2 separate regions of the Homo sapiens genome follow, and region 2 is linked to region 1. A link is an interaction called in ENCODE POLR2A ChIA-PET data of the cell type or tissue named here. Cell type or tissue: OCI-LY7. All regions are shown on one strand. Each heading gives the region's core, and the rest is flanking DNA. Links, peaks and the distances in the headings are about the cores only. Region 1 overlaps MYO9A (myosin IXA). Region 2 overlaps SENP8 (SUMO peptidase family member, NEDD8 specific).

Evidence for each region. Peaks named below come from ENCODE experiments on the same cell type or tissue, not always from the same donor. Only the 100,000 strongest peaks of a DNase experiment are listed, where the experiment ranks them.
Region 2: POLR2A ChIA-PET joins it to region 1 with 21 read pairs; 6 of 35 experiments call an interaction of 5 or more read pairs at or near these places.

What each region holds. Positions count from the first base shown.
Region 1 is chr15:72,047,630-72,053,014 of GRCh38, forward strand. The region is part of intron 1 of MYO9A (myosin IXA); the gene reads right to left. Among named protein-coding and RNA genes, the nearest start is that of MYO9A-AS1, 57 kb to the left of the region's middle. In OCI-LY7, for the core only: no CTCF peak of the experiment used is centred there; DNase peaks (open chromatin) are centred at 2,022, 2,422 and 3,822; H3K4me3 peaks cover 934 bases; H3K27ac peaks cover 2,219 bases.
Region 2 is chr15:72,122,451-72,127,835 of GRCh38, forward strand. The region is part of intron 1 of SENP8 (SUMO peptidase family member, NEDD8 specific); the gene reads left to right. Among named protein-coding and RNA genes, the nearest start is that of SENP8, 6.7 kb to the left of the region's middle. In OCI-LY7, for the core only: no CTCF peak of the experiment used is centred there; no DNase peak of the experiment used is centred there.

The DNA of each region.
Region 1 (5,385 bases), core at 119-5,118:
TTCTTATCTTCATTAGTTAGTTATATGCCCCCAAAAAACTACTCTCATGTGTCATCAATATTTACCTTATTTATTTCATCCTTTAACATATAAGGATGATGTGCTATTAAAAAAATAATAAGAAGAAATACTTTCAGTTACTTCCTTTTTTTTTTTTTTTTTTTTTGAGACAGGGTCTTGTTCTGTCACCCAGGCTAGAGTACAGCGGCATGATCTTGGCTCACTGCACCCTCCATCACCCGGGCTCAGGTGATCCTCTCACCTCAACCTGGCTGGGACTACAGGTGTGCGCCACCTTGCCTGGCTAATTTTTGTATTTTTAGTAGAGATGGGGTTTCACCATGTTGCCCAGGGTACTATCTATCCTCTCATACTACTACATATTTGTCAAAGTCTTCTAATCAAGAAACTATTTTTTCCTGTTTGCCTAGATGGTCTTTCAAACACAGAGATTAATACAAAACATATAAAAAAAACCCAGCCATATAGGCCAGGAGTGGTGGCTCATATCTGTAATCTCAACACTTTGGGAAGCCAAGGCGGGCGGATCACCTGAGGTCAGGAGTTCGAGATCAGCCTGGCCAACATGGTGAAACCCTGTCTGTACTAAAAATACAAAATTAGCCAGGCATGGTGGCACGTCCCTGTAATCCCAGCTACTCAGGGGCCTGAGGCAGGAGAATCACTTGAACCCGGGAGGCAGAGGTTACAGTGAGCTGAGGTCGCACCCCTACACTCCAGCCTGGGTGACAGAATGAGACTGTCTCAAAAAAAAAAAAAATTAAAAAAGAAATAAACTAGTGAGGAAAGGACAAACTATTCACTGTGGTACTGGTTCAATTGCTAATCTGAGTTGGAGTGAAGAAAATTAACAGTCCTATCTCATAGCATACTGAAAATAGATTCCATCTATGGATCTGTACCTATCAATCTGTTCTGGGCTCTATAGTCTGTTCCATAGGTCTATTTTTCCACCCCTGAACCTCTGTTAATTACTACAGTCCTATAATAAATTTTGGTATCTGAAGGGCACATTACCTTAATGTGTTGTTCTTTACAAATTTTACCTTGGCTATTTACACTACCATAAAAATGTTTAAGTTTGCATGTTTACTATCGTGAAAAAAAACCTTTTCAGATTTTAATACTGCATTGACTTTACAGATTAATATTGGACAGAACTGACATCTAATTGACTCTTCTCATTCATGAACACCATGCTGTTGGCTTTTAAAAATTACAACTATATTTTTCACTTCTAAAGTTTTTGTCATTTTCAAATCCACCTCATCTTTTTTCCGCCGATTTACATTTCAAAATTATTTATACTTAAGGGCTATTACTCCTTTTCTTTTTGAAAACCCTCAGTATGTAATTTAATATTTTTCAGACTAACACTGAAATGTCATCCAGACGGAACTGCTCTTATGGTTATTTCATATCTTCCTTAGCATGAGATGAGTTCATATATTTGAGAATTTAGCTTTACAAGTGCACTTTTGATGGAACTTCTTTTGTTTTTCATACAAACACTTACTGAGAACATGTTTACTACTTTTTTAAGAGAACTACAGTATCATAAATATATTTTTAAAAATTAAAAATTTTGGTATTAAATGATCAATTGATATTCAAATTTCCAAATTTCCTCAGTTATCTCATAAATATTTTTCTTACAGATAGTCTAGCTGGAGATTCTGCTCTGCAATAACAGTGAGGATATACTCTGAGTTACCAGGTTCCTAGTTGTATAGCTATGTTTGCTTTCCTGAATCCCTAAGTGTTTGCTTCATATACGCTATGGCATCTGGCAGCAGTCAGCAGCAAATCTTCTTACAGCCAGGGAGGCTGTGACCTGTACCACTCCAGGAGATGTACTAAGTTAAGGGGTCCCCAACCTCTGGGCCATGGACCAGTGCCAGTCCATGGCCTGTCAGAAACTGGGCCGCACAGCAGAAGATGAGCAGCAGGCAAGTAAGCATTACTGCCTGGGCTCTGCCTCCTGTCAGATCGTCAGCAGCATGAGATTGTCATAGAAGCATTAAGCACTATTGTGAACTGCATATGCAAGGGATCTAAACTGCATGCTCCTTATGAGAATCTAACTAATGCCAGAGAATCTAACTAATCATCTAATACCTGATGATCTGAGGCAGAATAGTTTCATCCCAAAACCATCCCCTACTACCCCATCTGTGGAAAAATTTTCATCTATGAAACCAGTCCCTGGTGCCAAAAAGGTTAAAGACCACTGTACTAAGTAACTACAATCTAATCCCTAAAGTTGTATAATATGGCAGCCCTGGAAGTAAACTTAGAAACATCTTTTTTAACAGGAGTCCTATCTTGGACCACTGTTTCCAACAATAAGCCCAACTCTAATTACACTTCCCCATTACTTCAAAGCAGCCAAAATCACACCTGCTCCTTCCTGAAACAGAAGTGTTTACCTTTTTTGAGTCCTAGTTTTGTCAGTTTGGTTTTATCTTTGTTATTTTATCAATTACTGCTTTGTGGGTTTTTTTGTTTTGTTTTTTTTTTTACAAAAAGGAGGGTTTGTCTCAAAATACCACTCAGAAATCCATCTTGATCACAAGCCAGTCCTTACTAAACAGCTTGGAAAATCTGTACTTGCAAATCCGAGACATGAGCTTTCATCAAAATCATCTGGGGAGCTTTTTCAAAACGTACATTACCAGCCGGGTGCGGTGGCTCACACCTGTAATCCCAGCACTTTGGGAGGCCGAGGCGGATAGATCACGAGGTCAGGAGATCAGGACCATCCTGGCTAACATGGTGAAACCCCATCTCTACTGAAAATACAAAAATTAGCCAGGCATGGTGGTGGGCACCTGCAGCCCCAGCTACTCCGGAGGCTGAGGCAGGAGAATGGCGTGGACCCTGGAGGCAGAGCTTGCAGTGAGCCAAGATCATGCCACTGCACTCCAGCCTGGGTGACAGAGCAAGACTCCGTCTCTAAATAAATAAATAAATAAATAAACAAACAAACAAACAAAATTTTTTTTTAAATGTACATTACCAGGCTCAACAATAGTTATGAGTTGAGGAAATGCAGGTAATTCTGTTATTGCTGGTCCAGAAAATAGTATTTGAAAATCACCATATTCCCAAATATTTGGGAACTCACTTTCTACTCCCTTACCACTCTTCCCACATAGCAAGCTACTTGACAATGCTCCGGAGAAGTCACAAAATTCCACAGAGTTGGTAATCCAAAGGTCTTTCCTCATTCTTCATTTTAACACACCACACTATGGCATGACTAAAGCAGCCAATTTCTAGTTCTTGAAAGTGTACTCACATAGTTATTTTTCTTGTAGTCTTCCTGATAGTCTTGCTCTTTTTCTGACTCACTCCTACAGCTCCTTTTCCATTAACTCACTTTATTTTGTTGTTGTTTTGTTTTGTTTTTGTATTTGTTTTTGTTTTATAGAGCCAGGGTCTGTCTCTGTCATGCAGGCTGGAGTACAATGGCACAATCATGGCTCACTGCAGCCTCAACCTTCTGGACTCAAGTGATCCTCCTGCCTCAGTCTCCCGAGTAGCTGGGACTGTAAGTGCATGCCACCGATGGCAGCAGCGGCCCATCTATAGCGGCCACTGCCATGATACCAGCTGCAGTGGGGGAGGTGCAGCCAGGACTGCGTGCTCCATGGAGGCAGCAGAAGCCAGGAACAGGTGGGAACCCTGCCACCTTCTGAGTTGACAGGGCAGGAGTTTCGTGCTCCCTAGGTGCAGCTGCGGCCACCTGCCCAGGTGGGCTGCAGACCCAGGCATCACTGTGCTCTTGGGGGATGGGAGCAGGCAGGAGCCCCACCCTCCCAGGCACAGCTGCAGCCGCCCAAGCTGCAGCTGCAGACCCAGGCATGTCTGCACTCTCAGAGGCCCAGGAAGGCCCCCCGCCCAGTCCCTGCAGGCTCAGAGGTGTTTGCTCCCACTGCCTGGCCTCTCCTCACTCCCAGCACCCACTCCAATCTCAGAGAAAGGTTGGGTCCGAGACTGGGCACTGTCACAGCCTGGCCAAGTGTGCACACGCTCCAGATAGCACTGATACACCAGCCCCCTGCCACCTTGGCCCCCTCTAAACTTTGGGTGCCTACAAACACTAGAGGGAGGCTGAGGGGGTACTGAGGGCAGCTCAGTACCTGTAGGCACCCCCTGTCACAAACAGCCTGGGCACCATGAACAGCAGGAGGAGGCAGGCAGGCTCCTGGGCAAAAGGAGGCAGGTCCCTGGTGAAACCCCACCTTCAAGCCAGGGAAGGCCTGAAGCCTGGGGACCAGGCTTTCCATTGGCACCCGATGACCAGAGTGGGAACTTGTGGTGCTTTCTCCAGGCTCACCCATGGTTGTCAATGAACCAATCAGTACACACACCCTCCCTGCTGAGACCTATAAAAGCCTGAACTCAGCCAGACTTGGGGAGACAACCACCTGCCAGTTGCAGAGAAAAGGTGCCCACCCCAGGGTCTCCTCTCTGCCGGGAGTTGAGAAGATGATGGGACAACCAGCTGCAGGGAGAAGCTACCCACCCCAGGGTCTCCTCTGCTGAAAGCTGAAGAGATATCCAACTACCAGCTGCAGTGAGGAGCTACCCACTCCACGGTCTCCACTCTGCTGACAGCTGAACACTCATCAGGACACCCGAACACTCATCAGGACACCCTGGCTGCAGAGAGGAGCTACCCACTGCGAGTCTCCTCTGAGCTATTCTATCACTCGATAAAGCTCCCCTTCACCTTGCTCACCTTCCACTTGTCCGTGTACCTCGTTCTTCCTGGGTACAGAACAAGAACTCAGGACCTGCCGAATGGCAGGACTAAAAGAGCTATAACACAAACAGGGCTGAAATACGCCCCTTGTTCGTCCCATTGTAGGCAACAGAAGGAGAGAAGAGAGAAGGAGAAAAGAGCTAAGGCCCTTCATGGAGTCCAGACCTGGGGGCTCCCCAAGCCAGGGCTCTGACACCCTCTTTGGGGCTCTACGGTTCCTGGCATCTTCAAGCTTCCGAGCACCACTGCATTCCCCAGTGCCAGCCATGGAAGCTGCTTGAGGTATGCCTGATCCACAGCCTTGCAAGGAAGCCAGCGCCTATGCCAGCACCCGGAGCTGCCTGCCCCGCTGCAGCCAGCATGCTCGGTTGTGTAGAGTGGCCAAACTCCTCACTCACTCACACACCCTCCTTTGGTAGGTGTGGGATCCAGGCTGGTAGTGCAAGCCAAACACAGCCTGCCATTCAGAGTGATCAGAATAAGCCCAGCAGGCCCAAGAAAAACTCAGGCAGAGGCGCCAGTGGCCACAGACGTTTCCAGCCTGAAAAGTATCACCCCAAGAAGTATCACCCCATAGCAAGATGGAATGCTGC
Region 2 (5,385 bases), core at 85-5,084, 75 kb after region 1:
AGAAACTTACTGCTCAAATCCAGCTAGTACCCAAAGTATGTACTTTTTAAATGTATTCTAAAAAATTGAATTTGGGGTTTAGGTATTACTGATCCAAATGAGTCCTATAAAATTAACTTCCAGAACTAGGTTCTCAGAGAGGCCACCATTACCACCTTCTTCAACATAACTAGCCTATATTGACTTTCTGTCCATCAAATAATTGGAGGCCATTTGGGTGGTGATAGGAAGAATTAAGTTTATGCAGAACTTGAGGTTCAGCTATCTGACACCTTTTGCGGGAGGAGGAGGAGTGGGTCTATCTGAAATCAGAAATAATACTTTTATGAGGCTTTTTAATAATTTTTATTACTTACAGAAAATTTCTGAAAGTTCCTTTCTCTGGCTCCCAATTAAATGGCTTACTCCACAATCAACTTATAAAAGCACTGGATCATTGTCTTGATCCCAAAAAATTTGTCCCAACTATAGTTACTATTTTGAGCATCTGTATTATTGTTTGAAAACCTTAGGCTTGCTTTCCCTGATGGCCAATGAATAAAACTCTCAAAGTCGTGTGATTCATTACTCATTAATTCATTAGATATTTATTGAACCTCTACTATGTGCCAGGCACATTTTTGAAACCCACTAATGAGCAATTTGTAATGACAATTTACCTCTTAACTATCTATGAAAAAAATAACTTGCCAGGATTTGAAATCCTTAGAACAAATGAGATTAAAAGATCATAGCTTTTTTGTGTTCTTTCAAATAGTGTGTTTGCATAGAGCTGCCATGTGCTGACCACAGTGATTATCTGTGAAATGAGGTAAATCATGGCTTTAACCACTCCTTATCAGACTTTGTTACCACATGTACTAAAATAAAGTTCTGTCTACACCTTTATAAAATATTATCTTACACAGACGTCTTATTAATTCTAATGGCCTCTCCACACCTGACCCTCACTCCTAGTCATTTCAAAGTTTGCAATTGTGTAAAGTCATTTCTCAGAAAATTTGAAGCAAAACAAAGTCACCACAAGAAAAACTTGGTATACACCAGGTTTATATTGAGGACAAAAACTGTGACACAATTACAAATGGAACTTTTTTTTTTTTTTTTGTGATGGAGTTTTGCTCTTGTTCCCCAGGCTGGAGTGCAGTGGCGTGCTCTTGGCTCACCACAACCGCCACCTCCTGGGTTCAAGCAATTCTCCTGCCTCAGCCTCCCGAGTAGCTAGGATTACAGTTGTACACTACCACGCCTGGCTAATTTTGTATTTTTAGTAGAGACAGGGTTTCTCCATGTTGGTCAGGCTGATCTAGAACGCCCGACCTCAGGTGATCCACCCGCCTTGGCCTCCCAAAGTGCTGGGATTACAGGCATGAGCCACCGCACCCAGCCTACAAATGGAACTCTTGAGGTAGAAATGGTAGACCAGGAATAAAATTATTTTCATGGTCAATGACACCTTAGCCATTGATAGCTGTGCCTAGTTACAGAGCAATAAATGGAGAGCCTTGGTGTTAGATGAAATCCTAAAAAGTCACCTGTTTTATCTCCTTGGCCCCAGACAGAATAAAGTGGAATTTATAGCAGTAGAGTTACCAAGCATCATCATCACACCAAGTAGGTTTTGTACTTTGAGAGCTGAATTCCTCTCTGAAATATTGATGTTACAGGAATGTTGTTTAAATTCATAGCTCATTTATAAAATTGAGAATATTTCTTACATTTATAACTGTGTTGTGTTTTCCTGAGTTTTTCAAGATATGTTTCACTTCTGTACTTTGCTCACTCAGGAAAAATATTTATTTATTAAAACTCTAGCTTGTCAGGCACTGAAGTTAGAAGGATGAGTAAAATCTAATCTGTGTACTCAAGAGGGTTATATAATAAATCTTGATGGTCATTCTTACATGCCACATTATACAGATCTCCAGATGGCTTAGGCTTAGTTTTAAAAGGAAACGTTTTAATTGGGGGGAAATTGAAACCCCAAAAAAAAGCCATGAACTTCCTTCCTGGAAATATTTTTGCCATAAAAAGCATATTTGGTCTTGGATGTGATTCTTTTTGTGAAAGTGCAAGTTGAATCAGACATTAGAAGTTGGACATAATCTTCTAATTTTAGTAAACATCAAATTATTTTTAAATATTTGTGTTTGAACATTTATGGAAAAGAGATTAGATTTACCTGTTTTATCCAGAGGACAGAAGTAAGACTCAGAAGTTGAAAAAATGGAAATATTTTATGTCATTATAAGAGTGGGAACTGGTACATCTTTTATTCCTCTTCAATATGGAAATCACTGTATTTACTAATTATGTGTTCATTATTAAAAAAGGGGGAAAAATTAAAGCACAATATCAAAAGGTAGAAGGAAAAAGGCAAAAAAGTATTAATCCTATTTCTTAAAATGATATTTACACTTGATGGATATCGTTCTTGATTATTTTTCTGTATATTTTTATCATATACAGATGTTTATATCAAAGCATATTATGAACATTTTTCTTTTAATAAATTTGTATTGACAATATTATATTTAATGGCTGAAAACTATTCCATCGTGTGGAAACCCTGTTGTTTAATTTACCAGTCCTTTTTTGAACTCCAGATTGTTTCCAGTTTTTCTGTTACAAATACTGCCATGGTGAATATCTTGTTGAATTTTTGCACACATTGTTAATGTCTCCCTTAAGTTAAATTTCTTAAAGTATAATACCTACATATATAAATTTCTTAAGAATTCCAATATAATGGCAAATTACCCTTGAAAAAGCTTGCATGTATGACAGTCCTATCAAAATGGGGCATCATTTACTCATTTCCCATAATCTCTCAGCAATGCTAATTATTATTAGTTTTCTTCACCTTTGCTAACTTGACAGGTAAAAAAATGAAATTTTATTTTAACTTACATTTATTTGATTACTACTCTGATGTCCAGTGTCTTTTCATGTGTTTATTGACTAGTCATGTAAGTGTATTAACTAATATTTTCTAACAATTTTTTTTTTACTTTTTAACATTTAAATTTGTATTCTATCTAAAATATAATTTGATGTAAGGTATGAGGTAAAACTCTTTACTTTTTTAATCAAATAATTAACAAGTTGTGCCAATGCTACTTATTAAAAAATCCAGCAAGCATATCCCATACTTCAATATACAGATAATAAAGTACTGATAGATATTCCTCCAAAAAAAAGAAAGACTATTTCGTGGTTAAATAAGTTTGGGAAAAGATCATACGAAAAAAAGTTAAAATTTTTTATCGCCAAACTCTCGTTAGCCTCTAGTGTGTGTGTGTGCATTAGGAGTTAGCATTTCCTAATTTAATTAACCATGTAATCTTTTTTCTTTTTTATTTATTTATTTATTTTATTTATTTATTTTTTTGAGATGGAGTCTCACTCTGTCGCCCAGGCTGTAGTGCAGTGGGGTGATCTCGGCTCACTGCAACCTCTGCCTCCCAGGTTCAAGCAATTCTCCTGCCTCTACCTCCCAAGTAACTGAGATTACAAGTATGCACTACCATATCCAACTTGTTTTGTATTTTCAGTAGAGATGGGGTTTTGCCATATTGGCCAGGCGGGTCTCAAGCTCCTGACCTCAGGTGATCTGCCTGCCTTAGCCTCCCAAAGTGCTGGGATTACAGGTGTGAGCTATTTTTTTTAACCATGTAATCTCACTTCATAGGTATTTCAGGAAATACCTATGAAAGCCTGTGGAACTGAGCTGTCCAGTATACTAGCACTAGCCACATGTGGCTATTTAAATTTTAGTTAATTAAAATTACTCAGTTCTTCAGTCACACTGACCATATTTCAAGAACTCAATAGCCACAAGGGGCTAGTGGCTACTGTATTGAACATTTTGCAGATAAAAGAAAATTTCCGGGCCAGGCACAGTGGCTGATGCCTGTAATCCCAGCACGCTGAGAGGCCGAGGTGGGTGGATCACAAGGTCAGGAATTCAAGACCAGCCTGGCCAAGCTGGTGAAACCCTGTCTCTACTAAAAAACTACAAAAAATTAGCCAGGCACAGTGGCAGTTGCCTGTAATCCCAGCTACTCGGGAGGCTGAAGCAGGAGAATCGCTTGAACCCAGGCAGCAGAGGTTGCAGTGAGCCGAGATTGCGCCACTACACTCCAGCCGGGGCGACGGAGTGAGACTCCATCTCAAAAAATAGGAAAATTTCCGTCACAAGAAGTGCTATTGGACAGCACTGCTATGGGAACATAATGTTCAGTGGAACACGTGAACACGCTGAAAACACTGGAATAATCCATAATTTCTCCTGATTTGTCAGGCAAACATGATTACTACTACACTATGAGAACAGACTCTCTCATTGATTTGTAAAGACTCCATCATCATATTTAAAATTTCTAATCTACATATGATTTTTTTATGCTATTGATTTATCTACTTCTGCTCCAATACCACACCCCTAGTTTTAAGTCAAGGTTCTGCACCTTTCTCTTTCAGAGCAGAAATGAAGAATTCTTGCATGGAGTAGGAAATTAGATTAGAAGTGATAGTAAAGGCGCTTTCACTTCCCAGACTCTAAATGTAAACATTTCTCTGCCGAACTTGATTTATATTATGTTGAGCTGTATACTCAATTACTTATTCATTTATTCTACAATTATTTATTGAGTACCTGCCTGGTAAGCACTGTTTTAGGTCCTGGGGTTAAAATGGCAAACAAGGCAGACAAGGCCCCTCGTCGTCTTATTTTCATAGAGCTTACATTCTTGTTTTGGAGAGGGAAAGAGAAGAGGCAGGGGGAGGAAAAAAGAATATGAACCAATAAACAAATAAATTAAAAAACTATCACATAGTAATCAGTGCTATTCAAGGAATTGAAATTAGAGTGATAGTAACTGGTGGCCTCTTTGTTTTGGCTGCCCTGAGACCTCTGTGACTTAGTGGCATTTAAACTAAGATCTGTCCAAAGAAGAAGCTAATTACTAGAAGGTCCAGGCAGAGCTAGTACCACCCTCAGGAGGGAAAAAGCTTGGTGTATTTGAGGAGTAAAAAGAAAGTCTTTGTGGCTGGGTCTTAGTGGGCAAGCAGGGAAATAATAGGAGATAAGGTTGGAGAAATAGCTGAAGCCACATTTTCATGTAGGGTTTTGTAAACTAGGGTAGGGAATTTTCATTTTTTTCTGAGTATGATAGCTACTAGAGACTCCTAAGCAGGGAACAGACCTGGCCTAATTTAAATTTTTAAACAATTATTTTGATGGAGAATTTATTGGCACAGTCAGTAGTGGAAATAGGAGACCTGTTAGGCTAGGTCAAGAAAGAAATGGTGATAGATTTGACTAAGGTGATAGTAGTGAAGATGGAAAGCATTGGACAGATTTAGAACATTTAGGCTATAGAA